2 separate regions of the Homo sapiens genome follow, and region 2 is linked to region 1. Evidence: chromatin contacts called from ENCODE Hi-C or POLR2A ChIA-PET data. All regions are on one chromosome and are shown on one strand. Each heading gives the region's core, a stretch centred on a gene start or an enhancer-like site at or near the end of the contact. The rest is flanking DNA. Distances are from core to core; before and after follow the strand shown.

What was found. A loop is a pair of places that touch in the nucleus more often than their neighbours do. ChIA-PET counts read pairs that join two places held with the same protein, here RNA polymerase II (POLR2A).
Region 2: a loop to region 1 is called in a map with no recorded cell type, with 11 times the contacts of the local background. The contact joins two enhancer-like sites. A Hi-C loop is called at or near these places in 1 of 37 single-sample maps with no recorded cell type. POLR2A ChIA-PET finds 5 or more read pairs at or near these places in 1 of 52 experiments (OCI-LY7).

Annotation. Positions count from the first base shown.
Region 1 is chr10:88,191,681-88,196,842 of GRCh38, forward strand. The region is part of intron 1 of LOC101929727 (a long non-coding RNA gene); the gene reads left to right. It also overlaps a transcript of RNLS not described here. Among named protein-coding and RNA genes, the nearest start is that of PTEN, 330 kb to the left of the region's middle. Within about 2 kb of position 2,536, at least 3 of the 41 ENCODE cell types and tissues checked have a DNase peak (open chromatin) inside an H3K27ac peak, as active enhancers do.
Region 2 is chr10:89,238,304-89,243,465 of GRCh38, forward strand. All of the region lies in intron 3 of LIPA (lipase A, lysosomal acid type), which reads right to left. Among named protein-coding and RNA genes, the nearest start is that of LIPA, 11 kb to the right of the region's middle. Within about 2 kb of position 3,913, at least 2 of the 41 ENCODE cell types and tissues checked have a DNase peak (open chromatin) inside an H3K27ac peak, as active enhancers do.

The DNA.
Region 1 (5,162 bases), core at 1,286-3,785:
TCTGTCATCAGAGAAGCTCAGTCGAAGCTACTCTCAATCTTCAAAATTAGCAGCAATGTAGTTATGTGTAGGAAAACATCCTAGACCAGGAAAGAGGAGCCCAGCTATTGCTGTGAGCCTTTGGGTGAAACACTATCTTGGGTCCAGTTTCCTCACTTGTGTGTAAAACGAGGTCTGAGATCTTGACTCTGGCTTCAATGTACTTTTGAGAACATGCCATCCCTTGATTTGTATACCTGTTGGCATTATCTACTGTGGCGTCTTCAGCTTGGGGTGCCCCATAGGCTCTTCTTCTATACCTTTGTCTCCAACTCATTATGATGAAAGAGTTTATTTAAACCACAGCACAGAGATATACACCCATGGGGTACCTAGGAGTAGCACAAGTACGTAAGGCACTTTCTCAACAAAAGAGACAGATTATCTTTATGTTCTTTGTCAGGGCAGCCCCTCTGAAACACTGTGCTTCCTATGCTGTGTTCCTTGTATTGTTTAAAGAAACATGCACCACGGGACCTTGCTGCCTGGATAACATGGACACCCCTACGGTGGATTTTAGTTTCTTCATCTGTAAAATAAGAGAATCCTATCTGCCTTGTAGGTATGAGAATCAAGTGAATTAATATTATGTAAATTATTTAGCACAGCACCTGGCACATGGGAAGTGCTTGCTAAATATCTAAGTACCCATGAAATGTTGGTAGATACACTACTTAAAAAAATAAATTAAAAGCCTTAAATAAAAGAAGTTTATTTGGAAAATCTGGGTTGATCAAAGTCAGACACATCTTTTTCTTTAGTATTTAGAATATTTAATGCCATCCCATGCGGGGGAATTTTGAAACTTCATCAGAGACTATGGAGGGCCTAGAGTATTGTTTGGAATTTTCCACACCTACTTGACTGTGGAGTTGCTTTTGTGGAACACCTAATATGGTCTCAGGGACCCTGAATGCGTTCATGGAACATAGTTTTGGGAACATGGCTCCAAGAACATGAAATCCTCTTGCTAATTTGTGCAACCTTCATCAAAAGTCTCTTCTGCTGGTTTGGTTCTCAGGGACTGCTTATCCAGAGGGATATCTGTCACTTTTGTGCTGTCTTCTACTTATACTTTTAGTATTTATAGGAAAGCTGCCATTTGTATTTACACTTTTACTTGAGTAACTACCTGCTAACTTTAAAGATTGAGAGTAGTTTAGGTGGTGGTACCCTGTTGAAGGAAGCAGTTTAAAATAAGTGTATATTGACATGGAGTTAGCATGGCTGGCTGCCTTGGTGAAAGAGCATGGACAACTAACCTACCTCCACTCATTCCTGACATCGAAGTATAGTGCTGGCTTTGTGAATAAGGAGAGGTGATCTTTGTGCTCCTGAGGTTAATGAGAGCCAGGAGCCTGGAAAATCTGGAAATTCTCCTTACACTCTTCACAGGACCTGCAAACAATCACATCTCTTACCTGTCACCCACAACTTAATGGTCAACAGGCCTCTAGAGAGCCGAGTCTGCAGGTGGAAAATGGGAACTGAGAAGAAGGGGAAAGGTGCAGCTAGACCCACAGAGCGAGTGTGTGCCTGCATGCCTTATTGACTCGCCCGAGAACTGTTTAGAGCTACGGGGATTAGATTAGGAATCAGAATCTCCCAGGATCAAGGACCTGGGTGGTCCTTTGGCTCCCCACAGAACAGAGTGCGAACACATTAGCCAAGCAGTCAGAACCTTCCCAAACGGGGTCAATTTCACTTCTCTCCCTCACATACCAATGAAACCTTCCTCTTCACTCATCTGGGACCACTATCCCCACCCCACCACCACCCTGTACATTTCTGCCTCTGAATCTTTGCTTGAATAACTTTGTTTCCATGTCTTCTGTCAAAATCATACGTATTTTTTAAGAGCAAACTCAAGAAATATCACATATGCTTCCCTGATCCTTCCTCCCATGCCTACCTAGTCTCCCTCCATCGGGACAGCCAGGTTCCCCTCTCCTATTTACTGTAGTTTCATATGCTGCATTTTGAGTTCATCTTGCTCCACTTTACATTATGAGTTTTGGGGTACACATGATCTCCACTCAGAAAATAATTTATTTGAGGGCAAGGACTGTGCTGTTTTTATCTATGTCCCTGGCCACATCTTAATGAGTTTGTGCTACAACAAAATTAGCTAAAACCAATTATTTAGACACACTGACCCACTACAATGTGGTTTTCTTAGTGTCAAAATTCGACATGCATGTGTCTATTAAGAGCTATTTATTTCGCATTGGTCATCACTACTCCTCTTGGCTAATTGTTTTGCAAGCACAGGTGATTTTTCTTATTTTTCTAAGCTTACTAAATATGAAATCACGTCTACATGCCTAATAATGGCATTCAAGACTCTCACCATCTGGGCTCAATATATCTTTTGGGCATGTGGAAATGGGGTGTAAACTCTCCAAATTCTCTTCAAAGAACAGCTGGGCCTAAAGCAGGATTTCTCAACCTCAGCCTGGTTGACACTTTGTGCTGGAGAAGGCTTTGTTGTGGAGGGGTGTACTCTGCATGACAGGATGTTTAGCAGCAACGCTGTCTCCACCCACCAGATGCAAGTAGCGTTCCTCACTGTCCCCCCTCATGCTGAGATTGTGATAGCCAAAAATGTCTCCAGATACTGTTAAATGTAGAGAGCAAAATTGCTCCTGGTTCAAAAGCACTGGTCTAGAGGTCTCCCATATTTTCCTCTGAGTCCTGGGACAAAGTGGCTCAAGCCTCCTTCTCTGATGACTCAGGTGATATCTCTCTCATCTTGGGCCAATCACAAATGAATATAGCCAGGGAGAGGCAAGTGCTTTCTGAAAAGCAAGAATAGGTCATGCTTTGTCATTCACTGGTAGAGTCAGAAGTAAGCCATAATACAAATGACTAAGAGTCAACCAAAGACAATCAGAAAGGTAATTAGACCAGTGATGTTCAAAGTCTTGTTTGTAAACCACATCTTCTGGAGAAATGATTAAAAATGGAAATTTTGCGGGTTATTATCTAGGTCTACTGTATTGAAATCTGGATTTTTAACAAACTCCCAAGGGGATTCTTATGCATCCAAGAGTATGAGAACCACTGTATTCAATAGCAATGCTTATTTACTTATCTTCAAAAATTGTTTATTTTGAAATAACCAGGGGCAGAATACTAAATAGTACAAAAAGAGGAACTAGGCTTTCATATAATAAAAAGTACTGTATCTTAACTTTGTTTTCTTTTTTAGCTTAAGTGCTTCCTAAAGACTAACACAATCCATATGTTCATGGAAAACAAAAATCCCCACCAGAATATGAGGTTGGTCAGGCATACTCGAGTGAGTCTGTCAAGCCCTAAGACCTGGTGGGTGTTGGATCCAAATTCCCTCTTCAACACAGTGTAAGCATCCAATGCATTCATCATCCCCTTTTCAAAATGCTTGGTCTGTGCGTCTTCTTTTTCCTGACCCTGAATGAGATATTTTTGAGACTTAAAAGGAAAAGTAAAAAGGAAAGCCAGCTTAGATAAGGTGCTCTTTGGCAAAAGAATAGGATAAAATGCATTGTAATTGCTTCTAAATTAGTTACCTTATCTGATTTGGGTCTGTCTTTTTATAAGCAAAGCTCAAAACACTTAACCCCTAGTTGTCCAGTTGTAGTGCAACTAAAGCCACTAAAGCTCTGAACCTAGTGAGTGGATAGACAATACTGCTTTTTGTGCAGAGAACATAATTTCACACCCCCCTCCTTTGCTACCCTCCATTGCCTGGCAACAATGCTGGGCACACCATGGGAGATCTGTAACTACTTGCTGAATGGAAGGAAGGGCTGAACAACCCTGTAGACCCTGTAGTTTGGGGTAAGAAGACATCTGGATGCTGACCTGTACACCAAGCTACATGAAGAATTTCCCCATAGTTCATTAGAGAGTGGGAGCAAGAGGGTACCCAGATGCCACACAGACCCCAAGAAAGAGCTCATCAAGTTTCCTTGCCTCTTGGGAACTGAAATAGTTAGCACTGTGGAGCTTGCCTAAATAGAATAGAAAAGAAAATGATACCAGGGAGATTTCTGCTGAAAAGACAGACCTATCCAGTTTTTCATTGGAACCATCTCCCTGATTCAAAAACAGCCCCATCATTAGAACTGCTGGACCAACTCAACAAAATGTAAATACAGCTCTATCCAGTAATGTGACATTGCTAGAGGCATTCCCTGGCTTTCTGTAATAAAATATGACCTGAGTCCTTTCCAATTTATGTTTCTAGGGTCTTTTGTCTTTTTGTTTAATTAGGATACTTGTTCCTATTTGTCATGCAGTTAGGATGGCGTCTGTGTTTACAGATTACAGAGGTGTAGATAAAATGGGGACTCTGAGACCCAAGTGCAAAGGTTTGCATTTTTCACAGAAATTTTCCAAATGCTACTTTTATAGATGGTTGAAATTTGAGACTTGAGGGATCTCTCTTTTTAGTCAGGCTTGCCTAATATTTTGGCATCCTACAATTTCGTATACTTTGTAAGGAAAAAGAAGGGGAAAGTGGGAGGGTGGGAGGGTTTGTCTTTAATTGTCTTCTTTGTTAGAGAAATGAGATGTGGTGTTTTATTCATAGGCAAAGCCCTTTCTGGCAAATCGTTTGAAAGTCAGTGGGATTGTATAGATCCTCTCTATCTATTCTATTCCCTCTACATTAGCCATTCCTTTCCAAATCAGAAAATGTCTTTGGTAGATGGAATTATTGACCTCATGCTTCAGCTGTTTTTGGGTCCACACCCTTTGCCATGTGATATTGCAGTCCCTCCCACAAAAGGCAGAGTCAATTTTTCCACTGGCTGTGACTTGCTTTGGTCAATGCAGTGTGGATGGCTGTGACCATGTACCAGTTCTGCACTTGGACTATAAGAGGCATCATTTCTCTCTCAGTTATCTGCTTCCCCTCAGCTTGAAGCCTAGAGGAATACATAAAGAACCCATAGCATGGGGCTAGGTGTAGCCAGACTTATAGCTTGAGGTAGAGCCACCTAGCTGAGCCCAGTTTAGACGAGACAATGCCCGGGTGACCTGCAGACCCGTGGGCAAGAATAAGTGGTTATTGTTTTAATTAATCCACTGAAGTATTACTTGTTACTCAGTAATAGCCAATTGATAAAATACCCTCA
Region 2 (5,162 bases), core at 2,663-5,162, 1.0 Mb after region 1:
GATGGGAAAGAAGACATGGGAGATGCAGTGCTAGAAAACAAACTGATATTAGACAATTCAGGAGAAGGGTGGCAATTGCAATTATTCAAGACTTCCTTTACAACACTGACGCTTCTATGACACAGGCACTGAAACTAAAGCAAATGATGGAAGAATTGCTATTCTATAGAAACATTTCTAGGGAAATGAAAAAAGGACAGAAATTACAATGTATTTTCATAAAGTTACCCTGAATGTGCCCACTTCTCCTGTCTCCCCTTCCACTTCCTCCCCCTCTTCCACCTCTGCTACTCCTACAACAGCAAGACCAACTCCTCCTCTTCCTCCTCTTCCTTAGCCTGTTCCAACATAAGAATGAAGACCTTTATGATGATCCACTTCCACTTAATGAATAGTAAATACATCCTATTTTCCTTATGATTTCCTTATAACATTTTCTTTTCTCTAGCTTACTTATTGTATATATGGAATATAATACATATAACATATAAAATATTTGTTAATTGGCTATGTACGTTACAGGTAAGCCCTCTGGTCAACAGTAGGCTATTAGTTAAATTTTGGGGAATGCAAAAGTTATATGCAGTTTTCAATAACTCTGGGGGACAGCACCCCTAACCCCCATGTTGTTAAAGAGTTAACTGTAAATGTAATAAAATATTATTAGAACATAACCACTATGAAGAAGGATAGAGTGAAGTGGCATTCTTTGGCCCAGGTAATATAATCATAGTAACAGCAAGCGCATACTAAGTGTTGACAATGTGACAGGCACCATGCTAAGCACTTAAGCACTTTACACGCATTATCTCAGATAAGTCACCTAACAGCTCTCTGAGTTGCTGTAGTAGGCACAAGCAGGACATCTAGCAGATGCAGGACATCTAAGTCAGATACTTTCCACTTTCCACAGTGTGACTTTATCAGGGACATCATAGCTGTTCTCTAGCCTGAGAAGAGGGCCAAGTGGGCAGAAACAGTCACGGGCTGTGTGACTCCTGCCTTCACTACCCATCAGCTGCTTTATCTTGGGCAAGTTAATTAACCCTATAAACCTTGGTTTCCTCATCTGTAAAACAGGAGGTAATAGGAGTTCTTACACCCTAGAATTGTATGAGAGTTCACCTGATGATTCACACAGGGCACAGCGCTTGGCCTGTCCACAGGATGCATTCAGGAGTCATGTGGCCTTTGCCACTGTGCAGTCCACTGCACTCACACTTCACTGTCACCCTGCTGGGGAGCAGGTGACCTGCAGGAGTGAACACAACAAGAGCACCCTGCATCACAGAGCAGGGAAGAAAACCGTTCCATGCCTCAGAATGCTGTTTTCCCCAAAACCAGCAATAATCACTCTGATCACCAGGCAACACGAAGGCAGTAATGTGGTCTGTCTTGTTCACTGCAGAACGTTCCAGGACATTATCATAATTAGAGTTTTCCACGCACCCAGGATGGTGCTGGGCCATTTACATCATTCTTCCTCCTTTGGGGCCTCTGAGGCTTAGAGAGACTAAATCATTTGCCCTAGGACACACAATTAGTATACGATGCAGCTGGGAATCAAACCCAGGTCATGTGACAAATGTGCCCATCATCTCCATGCCAAATTGCCTGTCTTCCCTGCCCCTCTCTGCCACCACGGCCTGTCCTCAGACAGCTTTGCAGCACAGCAACTTGAGTTCCAGAGCTTCACAGTTGAGCGAATTTTGGGAAATTATCCAGCTCTCATCCAAAATTCTCCCTCAACAGAAGGAGCAGAGGGTCCACAGAAGAAAGCACCTGCAGGGGACACAGGGCTAGAAATGACACAGTGCTTGTCACCTGACCCCCAGACATAGTTCTATGACATTTCTTACTTTTCTTACTTCTGTCCATTGTAAACAAATGCATCTTCCTCCTGTCCACACAGTTTAGAATACATCCCTGTCATGGAGGGCTTAATCCTGAAGAAGTCAATATCAGAGACCACCATCAAATCCATGTTGACATTTCAAAATTAAAAACAGAGGCTGGGCACCATGGTTCATGCCTGTTATCCCAGCCCTTTGGGAGGCTGAGGGAGGATCATTTGAAGCTGTAGTAAGCTATGATTGTACCACTGCATTCTAGCCTGGGAGACACGGTGAGACTTTTAAAATATTTATGTATTTATTCATTAATATTTTAAATAAATAAATGTTGTAAAAGAAATTGTATCACCTGCACTTACTATACTGCATATATTTCACAGGCCTTATCAAATTTTCACAACAGCCTACGAAGTAGCCAGTATTATTCTTCCTGTTTAATAATTGAATAAGTCAAAACTTCAAGAGGTAAAGAAAATTGCCAAGGTCACACAGCCAGTTAAATAGTAGAGCCAGAACTTACACCCATGACTGGTGGCTCTTCACATGCTCAGCTTAATCATGAGGCAATACAGCTTCAAGTTTTACCCACCACAGGAAGCATTTAAGTTGTGTTCGTGGACTCCTAGGAGCCCAGGAGTAGGAAATCCTTCATGCAGTGTGCCCTTGAGCAGGGGACACTATTAAATCGCAATGTCACAGGAGGGCTGCAGGAGCATGCTTGGGTAGACTGCAGCCTGGAGCTAAAGCAATTTACCAAGTAAAGAGAATCAGAAAAGTCTTCATCCCCGCAGAGTCTGGTGGGGATGACAGAGGTCACACACATCATCACCTACATAATAATATATTGTTTATTGTCTTAATTGCGATGGAGAAAAACACAGAGGACTATAAGAATATGTAGCCAGGGGCCTGACCTGGTGTGAGAGGCTGAGGAAATCCTCCCTGAAGATGTGAAAATTAGGTTGAGAACAGAGGACAGGTCAGAGCGGTTAACCAGGAGGAAGAGGAGGGAAGGGGACAGGGCAGAGCACTATCTTCCTTTCCACTTGGCTTTCTGCTCTGATCCCAACCTGGGTCTATGAGATAAGCTGTACAGCTGACCTCACTTATGCTGCTCCATTAGGCAAAGGTTCTGAATGCAATCCCCTACCCAATGCGCCATCAGAGTGCTACATGAGCCTGAGCTCAGCCCAAGTCACCAAGCTCAGGCATTGATTAATGAAACCATGTCTGTTCGGCACCACCAGGGGTGAGGAATTACATCCCAGATTACCAACGCCTATGTGTAGCCCGTTAGAGCACTGCAGTGATTCAAAAAATAGTTTCTTTAGAAGTGAAGGATTTTTCTATAAGGAAAGAAAAATCTAGAAATCAACCAGAATTCTAAAATAAACAATCAAAGCAAAATACAAGCTGATGGTCTCCTTCTAAAGACTTAACTCACAAGCCACGCTGTGAATTTTCAGCTATGACTCTAATAGCTCAATGGACAACCCCTGGGGAATCTTTGCTGAGGCCACAGTTGAAAAGCCTGTTTCTGCATGCTGAAGGCAGTCATTCCAGGCTTTCACAGTCTAGAGTGCCACTTCACCCACTCGGCAATCAGATGCATAACTTTCAGATACAAATGTGCCACTCTTGGTGTGTGTATATATATATAAAATATATATTGTGCCTATCATGGCATCAACTTGGTTAATATTTATTATGTAAGGCCACATTCTCCAGTTCAAAGATCACTGAATCTGTAGTCAGACAGGTCAGGACATGACCCTCTGCCCTGAGACAAATTCATTTCCCTATTTGAACCTGGCTGTCTTATCCAACAAAATGAGGATGTTAGTCTAGAACACAGGTTGCCAAAACCAAGAATTCTACCTTGGAATCCACCAGTGAAGTGTGTTTAAAAAAAAACAAAAATCCCTAGCCCAGGCAGGAATCTGAGATCCCTCCAGTGCTAACTCCCCATGACTTTCTGAAATAAGGCTGAGCAGATGAAAACAGAGCCACTTCCCTATGAAGTGTAATTTCTGAATTTCAATTCCCTTCAGGAGCAAAGCATTGCTCAACACTTCCTAAGAAGGTTGCTTAATGGTGGGAAACAGCATGCACATACTGCACGAGTAGCCAAGGGCTACTACTGTGCAGAATGGAGGTGAAAGGTACAAATACCAGCTGGACAGAATATTTAAGGAACAGTGTGTATCTTCATTTCTGAGACCCCTAAAGATTGCTGAATGGCAATTTCACATCATTATAGCTAAGCTTTAAGAAACTTAATCCTGCAAAACCACATAGGATGAATGAGAACAGGAAGCCTGGCAGAGAAAAGAGCAGTTAGGTAAAGCCTTTAAGCAAACATGAGCAGAGAAGCCATGTGGCCAAGCCCTGTGTTCATAAAAAAAACCTGATCTCCAAGTGAGGCTACACAGTCAGTCAAAGAGGCCCATGGCAACAGGACTGAAAGATGCTCACCATTCAGCTGTAGACTCAGGTTCCACAAGGAATGTGGTACCAAAAAATGAATAATGTTTTAATACATTTTGTAATTACTTGTAAATAGTATGAATGTATAGCAGTATTTTTGTGTGTATTAAAAGCATTAATTTCTTAAACTATATAAGCAAACTGAATTTCCATAATCCTGTCTTGAAATTCTTTCTTTCTGTTAGTATACGAGGAGCCTTGAAAATGGAAATGGCTCAAGACTCTCTCAGCTGCTGAGCTTATTTCAGGCGCCCAGTTAAGTGGTAACAAGAGCCTAATGTAGGCTGGTGGTCAGGGAAACAGAAGAAAAAGATGAACTGAAGCAATTTAACGTGGGTGGCCTAGAGAGGACCCGTGGTCAAGAATGATTCTGCAGATTCCAGGCTAGGTCATTAGGAGGATGCTGGTGCTATTAATAATAGAGGAGGAAGTCAGGAGGGGAAGCGGGATGCATGAGAAGAGGACGCGTTTCACTTTGGGTGTGAAAGGCCTTCTCCATTCTTTTTATCTATTTGCCTTTAAACACCGGAAATAACACCAGTGGCAACAACCTTGCTCTTGAATAGGAGTGAAGGACAGTAAAGAGCCTCTGTCCATGCTCTGTTTTAGAATGTGGAAATGCAAACCATCAGGAAAGCGCCTATGCAGTTCTTAGGAAAATCACAATTCCTTTAGAGAACTGAGTTGTTCACTGTAGACTTCCTTGAAGACTCCCCACTGAGGTTAGCTCATAGCAGGTATGACATACACATCAGTGATCCCCTACAGGGAGGGCCTCTCAGAATAGAGAAAGAACATGAGGACCAAATGCTATGAACAGAT